Linked DNA regions of Homo sapiens: region 2 is linked to region 1. A link is a loop called in an ENCODE intact Hi-C map of the cell type or tissue named here. Cell type or tissue: OCI-LY7. All regions are shown on one strand.

The links. Peaks named below come from ENCODE experiments on the same cell type or tissue, not always from the same donor. Only the 100,000 strongest peaks of a DNase experiment are listed, where the experiment ranks them.
Region 2: a loop joins it to region 1, with 4 times the contacts of the local background. A loop is called at or near these places in 2 of 110 quality-filtered maps.

What each region holds. Positions count from the first base shown.
Region 1 is chr7:77,901,558-77,909,557 of GRCh38, reverse strand. PHTF2 (putative homeodomain transcription factor 2) reads right to left here. Exons shown (of 19, transcript NM_001395272.1): 6 at 7,638-7,796; 7 at 600-765. Among named protein-coding and RNA genes, the nearest start is that of DDX3ILA1, 85 kb to the left of the region's middle. In OCI-LY7, CTCF peaks have their summits at 5,533 and 5,734; DNase peaks (open chromatin) are centred at 2,087, 2,607, 3,197, 5,767 and 1 weaker place; H3K4me3 peaks cover 3,920 bases; H3K27ac peaks cover 6,453 bases.
Region 2 is chr7:77,755,594-77,763,593 of GRCh38, reverse strand. The region is part of intron 3 of RSBN1L (round spermatid basic protein 1 like); the gene reads right to left. Among named protein-coding and RNA genes, the nearest start is that of TMEM60, 39 kb to the left of the region's middle. In OCI-LY7, CTCF peaks have their summits at 3,917 and 4,124 (motif pointing right); DNase peaks (open chromatin) are centred at 2,313, 2,873 and 4,083; H3K4me3 peaks cover 1,486 bases; H3K27ac peaks cover 3,441 bases.

The DNA.
Region 1 (8,000 bases):
CATCTCTACAAAAAATAAAAAATAAAAAAACTAGTCAGGTGGGGTGGCATACACCTGTATTCCCAGCTACTCAGGAGGATGAGGTGAGAGGATCACTTGAGCCCAGGAGGTCCAGGCCACAGTGAGCTGGACTCCAGCCTGGGTGACGGAGACAGTGAGACCCTGTCTCAAAAAAAATACAAAAAAAAAAACAAAACAAAACCAAATAGCATTTAGTAAATACAGTTTAGCTGAAATTTTTTCTAGGTTTTTGTTTTTGCCAAAGCATCTTCTATTAGAAATACAAGATTTTTATAAGTAGTAGGAATTATTAACAATCTAGCTAACATATATTGTCTACATTGATATTAGGTGACTATAAATGAGCTTCAAGGAAAAAAAAAAAAAAGAAACAAAAACACAGGCATGTGGTCTTAAAATGGCCTTGAAGCAAATATGGAAACTAAATCATCTGGTAATTGATTCTGAAGCTCAGTGTTTTTTTGAAACAGCAACCTTACAAGATAAGATTTTAGTCTATGAAGGTAAGAGGAGTCAAGAACAATCGTAGATTCAAATTACATAAATGTACAAAAAGATTACTTTTTAAAAAACAGTACCTTCTTCTTTTACCCCCTGTACTTAGAGGAGGTTTGGGTGTTCTTGTGGAAACAATCTGGCAATGCACAGTTCCCAGGAGCAGCATCAGCCATATCGGCCCAATCACCTCTGTCAGAGGTATGCTGTGTGGGCTAGAAGTGGAGCAGAATAATACTATTGCAGCAACTATAAAAAGGGAAAGAAAATATGCTTAATTATAGATCTGATAGTCACCTCTTCAAAACTTTTAAAATTGTTTTTACATTATTTTTTGCCAAAATATTTTTCTAAATTTAAATGAGTTTAAAATATTACTATAGAGACAAGCTCTCTCAGACTGTTTTATTGTCTGCCGCAGCCTAACCATGGTATTTAGTAATAAACTCTCGGAACAAGACAACACCCAACATAGTCTCTAAACTACACCTCAACGCTGCAACGTAAATTAGATGCATATGAATCAAAGGACATTTCTAAGTAACATCACAGACAATCAAAGAACTACCCTAACCTCAAGTACATTATTTCTTTGTTTTACAAATAAAGAAATCTTATGATAAGTGTATCATACAGATACAAAGAGCTTCTTATTAATAGAGGTCTATCTCCTTAGAATTAATAACAAATTTACTTAGGCATAGTTTCCAGAGAAACCACTAAACATCCATCAATGCTAACTATTACTACATGAAGGGAAATCTTGTTTTGCCTACACAGCATCCCTTAGACTTTCTGGACATAAACTCTCTTTACCTTCGTCTCCCTCCTTTATCCATCAATCATACATTCTTATTTCTCCCACCTCAGGGATAGACATGTAACCTAGGCTTGTCACAGTCTTAGTAAGTCTGAATACAAAAGCTTATAAAAAGATGGGCAAGTGACCTAAGCAGGGCCAATCAGTCTTTTTCAGGGACTAATATAGGTGCTTCAAGACCTTTCTCCTAGATCACAAACACTAAAGACTATGAAAAAATGAAATTGCTAGGGGCCACCTTAGCCACCACCTAGAAAGAGCCAACCTAAGAATGTGACCAGCAAGACCAAAGTCTACAGCAAAAAGAAGTGAAGATATTATCCGAGCCTCTCAATCCAGCCATGCCTGAATCCAGGGCCAAGGAGTACCTAAAATAAAATGTAAATATTATAAGATTTTTGGTCATTTTGTTAAGTGTTATCACTGTAATGTGGTTATATGTGCTTATTTTGAAGAGACATATATTGATGTATTCAGGGGTAAAATGTCTCAATGTATATAATTTACTTAACAAAACAGATTAAGTAAACATCCCAAAACGTTAATCATTGTTAAAGAGATGGGTATTTAGGTGTTTAGGGTGACCATGTAATTTACCATCTAAACCAAGACACTTTTGAGAGTGAAAGGCACCAGGACAACATGAGTAAACTTGGGTTGGACAATCCCAGGCAAACTGGGACATATGGCCACCCCAGCTGTTGTACTATTCTATCTAGTTTCCTGGGTTTTTTTTGTTTAGCTTTTATGATAAACAGTAAAATTAACGACCAAAAAAACCAACTTCTTGTAAAAGCTAGTTTGCATTTAGTTTCTGCCACCTGCAACTCAAAGAATCCTGGTCCAATATACCAAACGCTTAAAACATCACTTAATCTGCTAATACACTTTAATATACTTAAAGAGTATCATGAAAACAAATTTCAGCTGTATGTAACTGTAAGTAATAAGAAAAAAAAATTTAAAATGCCAATCATCGTTATGAATTACCCTGGAATTTAACCCAAATTCTCTAGTTATTCCATAACAGTCTGGAATTTTGAAAAGCAGAGAGTCTTTTTTGTTTTTAATATGAATTCTAATGTGACTTTTATCAAGTTCTTTAATGTTTTTGAGCCTTGGTTTAATCTTCTGTGTATCTACATAGTACACAGCATACATACAGTACATAGGCACTATAATAGGTTTTAGGTGAGGTAGTGCATGTAAAACATTTTGAAAAGCTGCTTATACACCGTAAATGTATACTTAACATTGGTGAATAGTAGCTTTTTTTTTTTTTTTTTTAGCTACCATTAACTCTTAATTTTTCTTGAGACGGAGTCTCGCTCTGCTGCCCAGGCTGGAGTGCAGTGGTGCGATCTCGGCTCACTGCAAGCTCCGCCTCCCAGGTTCACGCCATTCTCCTGCCTCAGGCTCCCGAGTGGCTGGGACTACAGGTGCCCGCCACCACGCTTGGCTAATTTTTTGTATTTTTAGTAGAGATGGGGTTTCACCGTGCCATTAACTCTAATTTTAAAAGGGGCAAGTACAAATGCTTACTTAAGAAGTTCAGAGTTTCAGACACAAAGGAGAACATCTTTTAAAACTTTAGGTTTTATATAACCTGTTGCTGGTTATTTATCTGAACTCTTTCAGCCCTGTGATCACCATTCTCTGTAATCCTAGGGCTGGGAGCATACAAATTATATTTTCTGTATATCTTAACAGGAAGTTATTACATACTGTGAAATTCTGACGACAAGGCATTAGAAAAAGGAGGAGGAGCCACTTTCTTCCTCTCTTTTTCCTTCTTTCTTCTGACTGTATCTTTCTAAAAGTGATCATGTCCCTCCCATGGTCTCAGTTCCTGAGACAGTAGCTTTTCCTCCGTAACTCTGGTATCACTTCCCCTTTTTGTTTTCCTCTCAAGTTAAGGTTTAGAAGATATATGGAGAGCCGGGCGTGGTAGCTCCTGCCTGTAATCTCAGCACTTTGGAAGGCTGAGGCCGGCAGAACACGAGGTCAGGAGTTTGAGACCAGCCTGGCCAATATGGAGAAACCCCATCTCTGCTAAAAATACAAAAATTAGCTGGGCTTAGTGGCACACGCCTGTAGTCCCAGCTACTCGGGAGGCTGAGGCAGAAGAACTGCTTGAACCTGGGAGGTGGAGGTTGCAGTGAACCGAGATCATGCTGAGATCATGCACTCCAGCCTGGGCAACAGAGCGAGACTCCGTCTCAAAAAAAAAGAAGATATATAGAGAAAACATTCACTTATTTTATATAATGCTGAGTTATACTTTTTGAGCATTTAATGAAGTCCTACGAACTAGACAGTGCTGCTAGAGATTTCTGCTGGAGATCAACTAAGACAGAATGTTGTTGGGCACAAATATTTCAAAGGCAGGACTTCACGTACTGGGCAAGGGGAACTCTAGGAGTAGGCTGGATGCAATGGCTCACACCTGTAATCCCAGCACTCTGACAGGCTGAGGCGGGTGGACTGCTTTAGCCCAGGAGTTTGACACCAGCCTGGGCAACAAGGCGAAACCCTGCCTCTACAAAAAAATTTCAAAAATTAGCTGGGAATGGCAGTGCATGCCTGTAGTTCCAGCTATGGAGGTAGAGGTAGGAGGAATGATTGAGCCTTGGAGGTTGAGGCTGCAGCGAGCCATGACTGCACCACCGCACTCCAGCCTGAGCAACAGAGAGAAACTGTGGTGGCTGACAACTGTAATCCCAGCACTTTAAGAGGGTGAAGTGGGAGGATTACTTGAGGTCAAGAGTTCAAGACCAGCCTGGGCAACATATTAAGACCCCATCTCTACAAAAATAAAAATAAAAATAATTAGCTGGGCATGGTGGCGTGCTCCTATAGTCCTAGCTAGTTGGGAGGCTGAGGCTGGAGGATTGTTTGTGCCCGGGAGTTCAAGGCTGCAGTGAACTATGATCGCACCACTGCACTCCAGCCTGAGCAACAAAGCAAAACCCTATGTCTAAAAAACAGAATAGAATAGAATGGAATATTATCTTCCATTTTTAGGACTGTTAATCTTTAAGATTCAGTGGCAATTAGGCAATGCAGAAAAAAAGACAAGACACAGTCTCCGCTCCCTATCCCTTGGTTTAGACCAGGGGTATCCAATCTTTTGGCTTCCCTGGGCCTCACTGCAAGAAGAAATGTCTGGGGCCACACATAAAATACACTAACACTAACGATAGCTGATAAGCTTTAAAAAAATTAAAAAAAATCTCATAAGGTTTTAAGAAAGTTTATGAACCTGGGTTGGGCCACATTCAAAGCCATCCTGGGCTGCATGTGGCCTATGGGCCATGGGTTGGACAAGCTTGGTTTACAGGAAAGAAGAGACATATAAAGAAACAATGAAAATACCTGTTATGAACTAAACTGTGCTCCTTTCATCCTCCCCACACAAATGCATATGCTGAATGAAGCCCTAACCCACAATGTGACTACGTTTGGAGACAGGGCCTATAAGGAGGTAGTAAAGGTTAAACAGATTCGTAAGTGTAAGGCCTTAAACTGATACGACTCTTGTCTTTATATGAAGAGGCAGAGATACCAGAGTACTCTCTCTCTCCACTCACACACACAAGAAAGGCCCTGTGAAGACACAGCAAGAAGGTGGACATCTACAAGTCAGAGAAGCCTCATCAGACACCAACTCTGACATTGCCTCACTCTTGCACTTCCACCCCTCAGAATGGTGAAAAAATAAATTTTGTTGTATAAGCCACCCAATCTGTGGTATTTTGTTATGGTAGCCCAAGGTGACTAATATAACACTTATGATTAACTGCTATAATATACATAAGAAAGATATGTAACTACATTGGGGAGTTACGAAAGGATTCTTCAAGAAAGTGATGTCTGATGTCTAATCTAAATTTGAGAGAACATAGAGGATTGACTAAACAAAAGGGAAAAGGGCTACCCCACGCAAAGGGAGTTGCATGTCCAAAGACACATAGGCAAAAAAGCATGGAATGTTTAAGAAACAGCAAAGAGCTAGTTTAGCCTGGTTAAGGTGGGATAGAAATTCAAGGAGGGATTTGAAAACTCAGATTGCATCTTGAAAGCAATGATAACTAGTGAAGAAATTTAGATCTTAAGCAGCTGGTTTGAATTTGTCATTTAATAGGTAAATGGACAGAAAGTAGAAGATGATATGAGGTTTCCTGGCAGTAATCTTGGCAAGAAACTAGGCAACCAAGACATGCAGAAATGGGGATAGAGCTGAGAATACATAGCTGAGATACTTAAAAAGCATGTAATTGAAATAAAAAAAACTATACATAGTTATATAAAACCAAATCTGACTGCATTTGATTCTTTCTGCCTTTCAAGAAGTGCGAACAAGAATGAGGACATAACTCAGAGCACTGCAGCACCCTGCTTTTCCACAGGGTGCTGCAATGGAGACAGACATACAGTGGTTTTCAAAGGTAATGGCAGCCTGCCGAGGGTCATCAGAGTCACATCATGACTTTGGCACTAGCTGTGTGACTTTAAGAAGGTTAAGTCATTTCTCTAACTAAGCTTTACTAGGAGAATGTTTAGTGTTCATCATAAGGGCCTTATGATTAAACTTGGATTCTGAACTTAAAAATATCTCATTTAATGCCCAATCTAACCCGTGTTCCCTATTTAACTTAGAGGAACCAGTAAGTAAATTTCAGACACAATATAATTATACAATGTCAGTGAACTTTTAGTTACATTGGAAACTTGTTTGTCGTGGAATACTAGAAAGCAGCAATATCTTAAAAAGCACAATGCACTGTGATGTACAATCAATGGTACTGAATTACTCTAATAAACTATTGCAATTTCTGACCACATTCAAATAAAGTTTTCTCATCTAGGTAAGCCAGAAAACCTTTGAAGATAACTATACTTAAATTAAGCTCTCTTAAGTCCTTTTGAGAAGAAAACAAGAAAATGATAAAAATTATGATCACTATAACTAGAAAATACTGATAAGCAAATATGATCACTTCAGCAGTAATTATAATAGCAAAAAATAGCAATCAGCTTAACTGCCCAATATTGAAGTAGGACAAGATATTTTCTAGTAACTTAGAAGTTATATTTACAAAGACTTTGATATTATGACATTAGGTAAAAAAAAATGTAGCTGTTCATATAAAATAATCTCAACTATTTAAAAAGTATTATAAATTTAAAGGCAAGATGATGGGTAGTTCTTTTTTTCTTTAGCTTTTTCTACATTTTCCAAATTTCCTGCCATGAAAATATTATTATATCTTTAATCAGAAAACACATACACACATTCTAATAACAACAAACCACAAAATTATCATAGTCCACACCCTTTTATGTATATAAGATGTAACCTGGCTTAGAAGAAACAACTTTATCTAAATAACAGTCTGCAGTTTTTATTATATTTTCATTTATTTAAAAAGTATCTCTTAGAATCTGTTGATAAAACAAATTTAAATAATCATTCAGGATTGTAATCATGGTTTTTTTTTTTAATCACATATTAAAAAGACTGAAAGGACATGAACCAAATGAAAATAACGGCTTTGTTCACGTGATGGAATATGAATAGTTTCTTCTTTAGTTTCTAAATGCTCTACAATGTTATACATGTTGTGTTATATACTGCTGCTAAGACTATGCACTAGAATGTTGTTTTAGGAGGCACCATAAGAGCGGTTAAGTGTGTGGTTCTGGGATCAGAATGCTTAGAATTGAATCTGGGCTCTACCATACTTGATGACTATGTGGCGTTGGGCACTCAGGTCTTTCAGGTCCCACGTCTATAAGCGAAGCATAGTAACAGTCCCTGTACTTCATCAGGTTGATGTGAGAATGAAATGAGAATCTAGAAAGCACCTAGCAGAGTGCACGGTATACAGAATTTTGATAAAGTATAAGGACAGCTCACATCACGGTGGTAAAAGGCACAGAAAAAAGAAACTATACCTATGGCAGGAATAATAAACTTGTATAGGTTGTATTTTTAAAAGACTGGTATGTATGTATGTGTGGAAGATGCATTTTGATGAGGTTTTTTTTCTAATTTTAAAAAATCTTCTCGATTTCTATTTTTCTTTAGCCATCTATAGATTCAAATATTCATAAAATTATACTGAAAAATAACTGCTTTGTTTTCTCAAATATTTTTAATACCAAATCAATTATGTGCCTTTATTAACATACTTATACATCATACTCAGTAGTAGTTAGCATATGTTTAAAACAAAGACTTATTAAACCTAACAATGTAACATTCTGAAAAGTAAAAGCAAAAATCACTTAATTATACCTTGAAGAAGATAAAGGACAAGAAGCCAGAAAAAGATGACCTTTGATGTTACTTGTAACCACCACCGGAAGAAAAAGGGGAAAAATACAACTCGAACAATTCCCTTTCTGGTCAGAGAAGTCCAAGGACTTTCAGGCTTTGCCTTTGCAAATGCAGACCCTGAAAAAAGTAAAATAGGACAACAGAGTATATTTATATATTATTCTTTAATTTCTTTAAAGAAAAAAATTTCAATGTTTGAAAAACATCACCACATAATTTTATTCTGTATTATACTATGAGTGAGAAATGTCCAATTTATAGATACTTTAAATATTTTGAAAAAAACATTTTTTGAAATAACAGAATTTCTCCCACATATTT
Region 2 (8,000 bases), 150 kb after region 1:
AGTTAAAGCCTAACTCTACAACAGTCTTCAGGCTCTAGATGCATTAATAGCAGCACAGTAAGAAATTCAGTCTATGCACCTCTGTAATGCAGTCTATCAAAGAAGCTAAGGGTATCAATCTCAACTCTAGCACATTTACCAGAATAGAACACATCAAGTCTGTTAAGTGATTCTGAGATTCTGAGTTTTGTGTCTGCAAATGACCATAAGGGGTTTTGAGAGACGATAACCATTTAGAAAGTGAAATCAAACAACTGATATTGTAAAACACAAATTTTCCAAGTGCTTTGAAATATATCTAAAAAGTCAAATTAGAGTTAGGGGTGGTGACACGAAACTGTAATCCCAGCTACCCAGAAGGCAGAGGCAAGAGGATCACTTGAGCCCAGGAGTTCAAGATCTGCCTGAGCAACACAGCGAGACCAAAAAAAAAAAAAAAAAAAAGTCAAATTATATATATTTCCACCTCATACAAATAAGTACATTTTCTGTGCATAAATTTCCTTATCTTGTTTAAATTAGATACCTACAACATTTAGTTCTAACAAAGCCATAATCAAGTCCTTGCCACTGAGTTGGTTCATTCTATGACATCACAGTACCAACAATGATCACCTAAATAATTTGGGCAGTTTATCTTGTGCGGAGGGGATGACTGTTAGGAAAGAATTTTCATTAAGTGAATTCTTCTAAAATACGAAGCACAACTAAACTTTCAATTTATCTAGTAGTTTTAAAAAGTCATATTATACATGAAATAAAACCAAAAAACTATAACATTATTAAATTATAGAGAGTAGGAGATAATATAATAATCAGAAAACCGGAACCAATTGTTAACACAGTCCTTGTAGAGTAAAATTTATGTATTTAAATGTGAGTAAAAACATGTATCATTGAGTAACAGGAAAAAATTGGGTAAAACTTGGGTGGTAATATTACAGACACATCATATGTTGTGTCATGACTCAAGAACTTTATTTACTAATTTTGCTTTGACCAGATGTTGCTATTTCAGGTTAGAATAATTATTTCATTGACTGAAGAAGTATTACTGACCTAGCCATCTCATTTCTTTCAAATTATACATTTACATTAATTTCCAAGTTTACAAATAATGCTTTTTATTTCAAAATAAAACAAAACACGTCTAAATTAGTATAGACCTAAACATTAAAATGTTTAACATAATAGACTGAATAAATCAAAAACCGATTTTTCCCCCATTCTCTGTCTAGTTTGGGCACTACCTAAGAAGAGGCTTTATCTTTTGCTGATTATTTTTAAGTATGGTCCTATTAAAATTCATAACTATTTCAAAGGATTTTTTAGAGACCCTGAATTTTTAAAGTAAAGTAATACAGACTCTACTCCGATTATATTGCTAAATATCTTAATTGAATTTTTAGTTAGTTCTTCCCACCTCATGCCAAAATACATATAAAACATATAGATATGTAAAATTCACTTTCACACATAACTTATTATAACAAAAGTATAAGTCTCTCCCTTGTAACCAGAATGTACAGGTAGATGCCATTTGCCCACTAATAAAACCAAAAATAAATCCTATTAGGAAATTGGCCTTTATAAAAACTGCTTAGCTCTCACATGTTTAAAACAAAACGGCAATGATCTTCCAAAACCTTTATTCTCCAACAGTAAAGATAAAATGATGATCACCCACCTGAATAAACATATTTAAACTTAGACCAAATTTAAAAAATTAAATTGAAGTCATCAAAATCTTAATCTGTAAAAGTATTAAATTTTAAAATATATTGTAATATAACCTTTAACTATATATCATTTCATACAAATTTCTAGTTTAATAACACAATATTTCAAATCCATCAGTTGTAACCATTAACTTAAATGTTATAAACATGGCAAGTTACACACAACAATGTTTCCAATTTAAAAAGTATATACTGCTTGATAAAATACATGATGGTACTTAAGTTGTTAAAATAAAATGTAAGAATAAAATCCACACGCTTTTCACAAAAATGTAAATACTTCTTGATTTTGGTGACACCTCTTTTGTTGCAAAACTATATACCAAATATGCAGAATTCACCTATTACAAAAAAATCAAGCCTCATTTCTCTAAAAATCACCTATCCAGACTATGCCAGACTGCGAAGAACTCAAGGGCGGTGAGGTGGAAGAGGTAACAGATAAGGATTAAAAGAATCTCTAAATAATCACAGTAAATGTCACAAAGACCATGGCTCATAAAAGTTCTTCTTCTTACCTATCAGTTCCTATATTAGGCACAATCGTAACTACTCTCTAAAATCATAAAGGACAAGAAACCACATATTTAGAAGGGGAAGGAAGGAAAAAGGGTAAGCACAGCTGCAGCTGCCCTAAGGCATCAGTATTGTATCATAATGACAAACCAATACTGAAAATAAAGTGACATTATGTTGCATATGTTCAGCAATGAAGATATTTTTATAAAATCTTAATACTTAAAACTACGTTTCCATTAACTAAAAAAATAGCCTATCTGGAAAACCTCACATCCTGATGACGCTCAATGTGAGCTTACTATATTTGCTTTTATTCACTCCAGTAAACATTAATCAAACCAGTTTTCTGGTGTAGTTAAAAAATTAACCTGAAAAAAAGTCAAAACATGTCACTGCTTTAAAATATACGCCAGGCGTCACGCCTGTAATCCCAGCATTTTGGGAGGCCAAGGCGGGAGGATCATTTGAGATCAAGAGTTTGATACCAGCCTGGCCAACATGACAAAACCCCGTCTCTACTAAAAATACAAAAATTAGCCAGGCATGGTGGCAGGTGCCTGTAATCCCAGCTACTCAGGAGGCTGAGTGAGGCACGAGAATGCTTGAACCCAGGAGGCGGAGGTTGCAGCCAGCGAGATCGCACCACTGCACTCCAGCCTGGGTGATAAAAGTGAAACTCAGTCTCAAAAAATAAGTTAACTAAATAAAAAATAATAATAGAATATACTTGCTTTCTAAAAAAAGAAATGCACTGAATTACAAAGATTATACATATAGTTCCTCTTGATTTAGGTATATAGATGTGTCAGAACACAATAAAAGACAGGCATGATAATTATGTATTTGTGGAAAAGCTTATATTTAAATAGTGGCCTTCAGAAGAAATATAACATATTTAATCTAAATCTCCTCCCCCTCCCCACAAAACCCCATGACCATCATGGCCACATTTTCACTTTTCCCCTTGTATATTCTCTATAAATATTATGAAGGGAAAAAAGAAAGCAGAAGTAGGAGACCTATTGTACCCATTGCCAGTAAGTGTCAATACCAAAATCTGAGAAGCTTTGGTTAACATAAAATGAAATAATTGTTTAAACTAATATTCGACTTATATAATGTAATCTTTAAAAAAAACACTTTAGGATTCTGAGGTGGGCTTGCTACAAAGGGAAAAAAGTAGCCTATTCTTAACAGGAAATATGTTGCCAAAAACAAATCTATAAGATTTTTTACTTATTGCTGTTTTCTCTTATGTAATTACGAAAACTGCTGCAAGGGGGAAAAGGCAAATATAGTAATAACAAGTAATTTTTTAAAAAACCCCAAAGAACGACTCACTTGAAACAACCTGCTGTTTCCCAAAACATGTTCCCTGAAGAGAGAGCTCTACAGTCCACTAAGTTTGGAAAACCCTTCTTGTTTAGGAGGCTCACCACGCACACTGGCTATTAAAGTTTCTGAGGAGTCTCACTGCAAACAAATATTACTTATTTGGTCCAGCATTACACTATTTTGGACTTCAAAACCTGTTTTTTTTGTACTTGTTTTAGTATACCTATCAACATTCCAAGATATTAAAAGTTCCTCAGAATACCTTCATAGTGATCCACCATAAATATGGAGATACAGATATTTTTAGCTTGTATCAGCACCAATGTGAAGAAAATACAAAAACAGGATCATTATTAGAGCCAAAGAATTGAGGGGGGTGGGAGCAGAAGCTGTTGATTCAATTCTGCTGAGGTTTTTTTTAGCGGGTGGGGAGGAGAGTCCCTTATTTTTAAAAACAAGGCCTGCTCAGGACATTCTGAGGCAATCTAAACATGTCATAAATGACTGTGCCACAAGGGGGAGCCATTATCCATCACTTCTGGCAGATGGTTTCTAATCAAAATAGGCAATATTTAACCAACATTTTATTTCAAAAATACCCATATAACGGCAACTAAAATAAGAACGAAAGTATTATCCATTTTAAAATTAGTAAAATAAAGGGGGAAAGCTTTTTGATTATTATTAGAGCATCTGGTCCCTGACACGATATTTTGTATAGATCAGTTCTTAAGTATTTGGGGAGCATGGGGCAGGCACAATTGGTCAAAATGAAAATTTAGTACAAAGGCAAGCAATGTTTCAAAGATGAAACATCAAATTGCTTTTAGTAGCCTAACACAGTGAATGGCCCCAGCACAAATTCAACAAATGCTAGTGTTCTGCCCCAACTCTACAGTGAAGCAGGTCTAACAGTCAGATCAGATTTAATAAGTTTCATTATTAAAATAATAGACTTTTAATCATCAGTTAACACTTTGACATAAGTTACCTGAGAAATAACTTAGAACCACAATACAATAAAAATAAGATTTAGAGTTTGGAAGTGGAGGAAGGGTGGTTAGAAAACAACTACTCCAGTTTTCACATTCTCACAGTTCTTAGTACAGGGTTCCAGAGTATGTACACTGATTAAACATAGTGACAAGACAGAAATCTAATTTATTTCTTGACAGAGAAAATTCCTATTTTATTTGCCTTTTTCTATCCCTACGGTAGAACACAGGAGCACAATAAATGTCTGAGTGAATATTTGAATGAAATACAGATGCTAGAAAACCTAAAACGAACGTGGTCAACTGCAAATGGCCCCAAATTCTTCCCAGGCCTGTATGCTCACTCCTGTGCAATGTGATTTTGCCACTCCTGTCATCAAGAAGTGGAGTCTATTAATGCGCACACACAAAAAAAGAAAGAATGAATAAAGCCTACGATTTCACTGCACAACAGGGTGACTATAGTCAGTAATAATTGCACATTTTAACTAAAAGAGTGTTGTTAACTGGATTGTTTGTAACTCAAAGGATAAATGCTTGTGGAGATGGACACCTCATTCTCCATGATGCACTTATTTCATATTGCATGCTTGTATCAAGACATCTTATGTACCCCATAAATATATACATCTACTATGTACCCACAAATATTAAAAATTTAAAGGATTTTTTAAATAGGCCGAGCACTTTGGGAGGCCAAGGTGGCACATGCCTAATCCCAGCTATTTGGGTGACTGAGGCACAAGAATCACTTGAACCTGGGAAGTTGCAGTGAGCCGAGATCGCACCACTGCACTCCATCCTGGACAATGACCTGTTAAAATATATATAATTCACAACTTCTACCATCATATAAGAAAATACAAAACACATATAACATTACTATATATACTCTTTTATCGATTAAAAACAGTGCTACTTAATTACCTAGAGGATAGCATTATCATGAATTTCTTTCTTTTTTTTTGAGATGGAGTCTCACTCTGTCGTCCAGGCTGGAGTACAGTGAGACTCTGTCACAAGAAAAAAAATTAAAGTAAAATGAATAAATAACCTAAAAGAAGTGGAGTCTATTTTTCCACACGAATCTGGGTTTCACCATGTGACTTCCCTTTGTCAATGGGACATTAGCAAACACAACACAAGCAGAAGCTTGTACACTGGGGCTTACCCTCTTTCTACTCAATGGAACCCTGTAACCACCACCATGCAAATGAGCCCAGGCTAACCTGTGGGATGATGAGAAAAATGTGGCCATCAACCCAGCTAACATACATCAACCACCAACCATATAAGTGAGGTGTCCCAAGACCCAACTGGTCTGCCAATCATCAGACATAAGAATGAAGCCATATAGCCCCAGCTAAGTTAGCAGAGACCACAAGAACTGTCCAGCAAGCCCAAAGAACTGTGATAAATGAAACCTTTTTTCAAGTCACTAAGTTTTGAGGCTTTTGTTTATACATTTAATACAGCAAAAGCTAACAGATATGGACAGGTTACAAACTTTGGGAAAAGTCCATGCATATGTTTCTATCCTCAAACGGACTTTCATGATACAGTTTCCTAATATATCACTAACCTCAGGGCCACAGCATTAGAGAAATGACATGACCTGTTAAAATATATATAATACCACATGGTCTTCAAACCTTTCAGGCAACCTGCAAGGATACAGATGAAGATGGAAAACAGAATTATACAAGTAAAAAGAATTCCAAAACCGAAGACAAAAGAACAGGGATGTTTTAATCCTTTGTCAGTGTTGTGTATATGTGTTTAATAAAGTTGAACAGATGTAAAAATGAGTATTTGTGAAAGCTACAAGATACTATTACAGAGATAAACACTATCACTACAAAAATCATAGAAACAGCTACATAATTTGTCATCTTTTAGTTTCTACAGAATTTAAAGCAAATTATTTTGGTTGCCCTGATTGTAATTTAAGAACAATAACAAAAACAGAAAACTAGGCTCATGAGGATACAAATTCATCATGAACTTGGTTTGGGTTCCACAGCTATTGGTGGTCAGTACCATCAGGTTGCACAACCTAGGGACTGCCATTCACATCACTGAATGGCTGCAGTGCGCAGCTTCTATCATTATATAAGAAAATACAAAACACATATAGCATTACTATATATACTCTTTTATCGATTAAAAATGGTGCTACTTAATTACCTAGAGGATGGCATTACCATGAATTTCTTCCTTTTCTTTTGAGACGGAGTCTCACTCTGTCGTCCAGGCTGGAAGTACAGTGGCGCAATCTCGGCTCACTGCACCCTCCGCCTCCTGGATTCAAGCGATTCTCCTGCCTCAGCCTCCCGAGTAGCTGGGACTACAGGCGCCCACCACCATGCCCAGCTAATTTTTGTATTTTTTTTATTAGAAACGGAGTTTCACCATATTGGCCAGGCTGGTCTGGAACTCCTGACCTTGTGATCCGCCCAGCTCAGCCTCCCAAAGTGCTGGGATTACAGGCATGAGCCACCACACCCAGCTATAAATGTCTTTAATGCTGCTAAATGTATTTTCCAAACTATATTATATTCTAAAAAATAAAGGTCAGGCCGGGGTGGCTCATGCCTGTAAACCCAAGACTTTGGGAGGCCGAGGCAGGTAGATCACCTGAAGTCAGGAGTTCAAGACCAGCCTGGGCAACATGGTGAAACCCCATCTCTACTGAAAACACAAAAAATTAGCCAGGTGTGGTGGTACGCGTCTGCAGTCCCAGCTACTCAGGAAGTTGAGGCAGGAGAACCGCTTGAACCCGGGAGACAGAGGTTTCAGTGAACTGAGATCATGCCACTACACTCCAGCCTGGATGACAGAGCTAGACTCTGTCTCAAAAAAAAAATAAAAAAATAAAAGTCAGATTTGCACCATTTTTCTCTATCATCTTCACTCTACTCTGTCTTCCCACATTTTTCTAGATCTTTTGAATACTGCTTTTGGACTAGTTTTAACTAGATCAAAGATTTTTCAGAATATAAAAGGCAGAAAAGGGAATTGAAGGATAGTTACTGAATTACAAAGATGTCAGGTACAGAACTTTTCTCTACAGTTCTGCTTTCCTCTGCTCTGTAGAAAGCATTATCATCTCATAACAAGAGCAGGTTCTACTGAACTGAACCTAGTGAACTTAGTCAAGATGGTCCCCAACTCAGAAGGTTCAACTCATAATTTTTTGACTTTATTACGGGTTTATCAGGTTGAAACTTCATAGTTAGGTCAAGCGGCATCAGGACTTAAGATGGTTCAGCTTACTTACAATTTTTTTTTTCAGTGGGCTTATCAGAGGTTGTTTGTTTTTTGTTTTTGTTTTGTTTTTGAGACAAGTCTCACTCTGTCACCCAAGCTAGAGTGCAATGGCGCGATCTCGGTTCACTGCAACCTCCGCCTC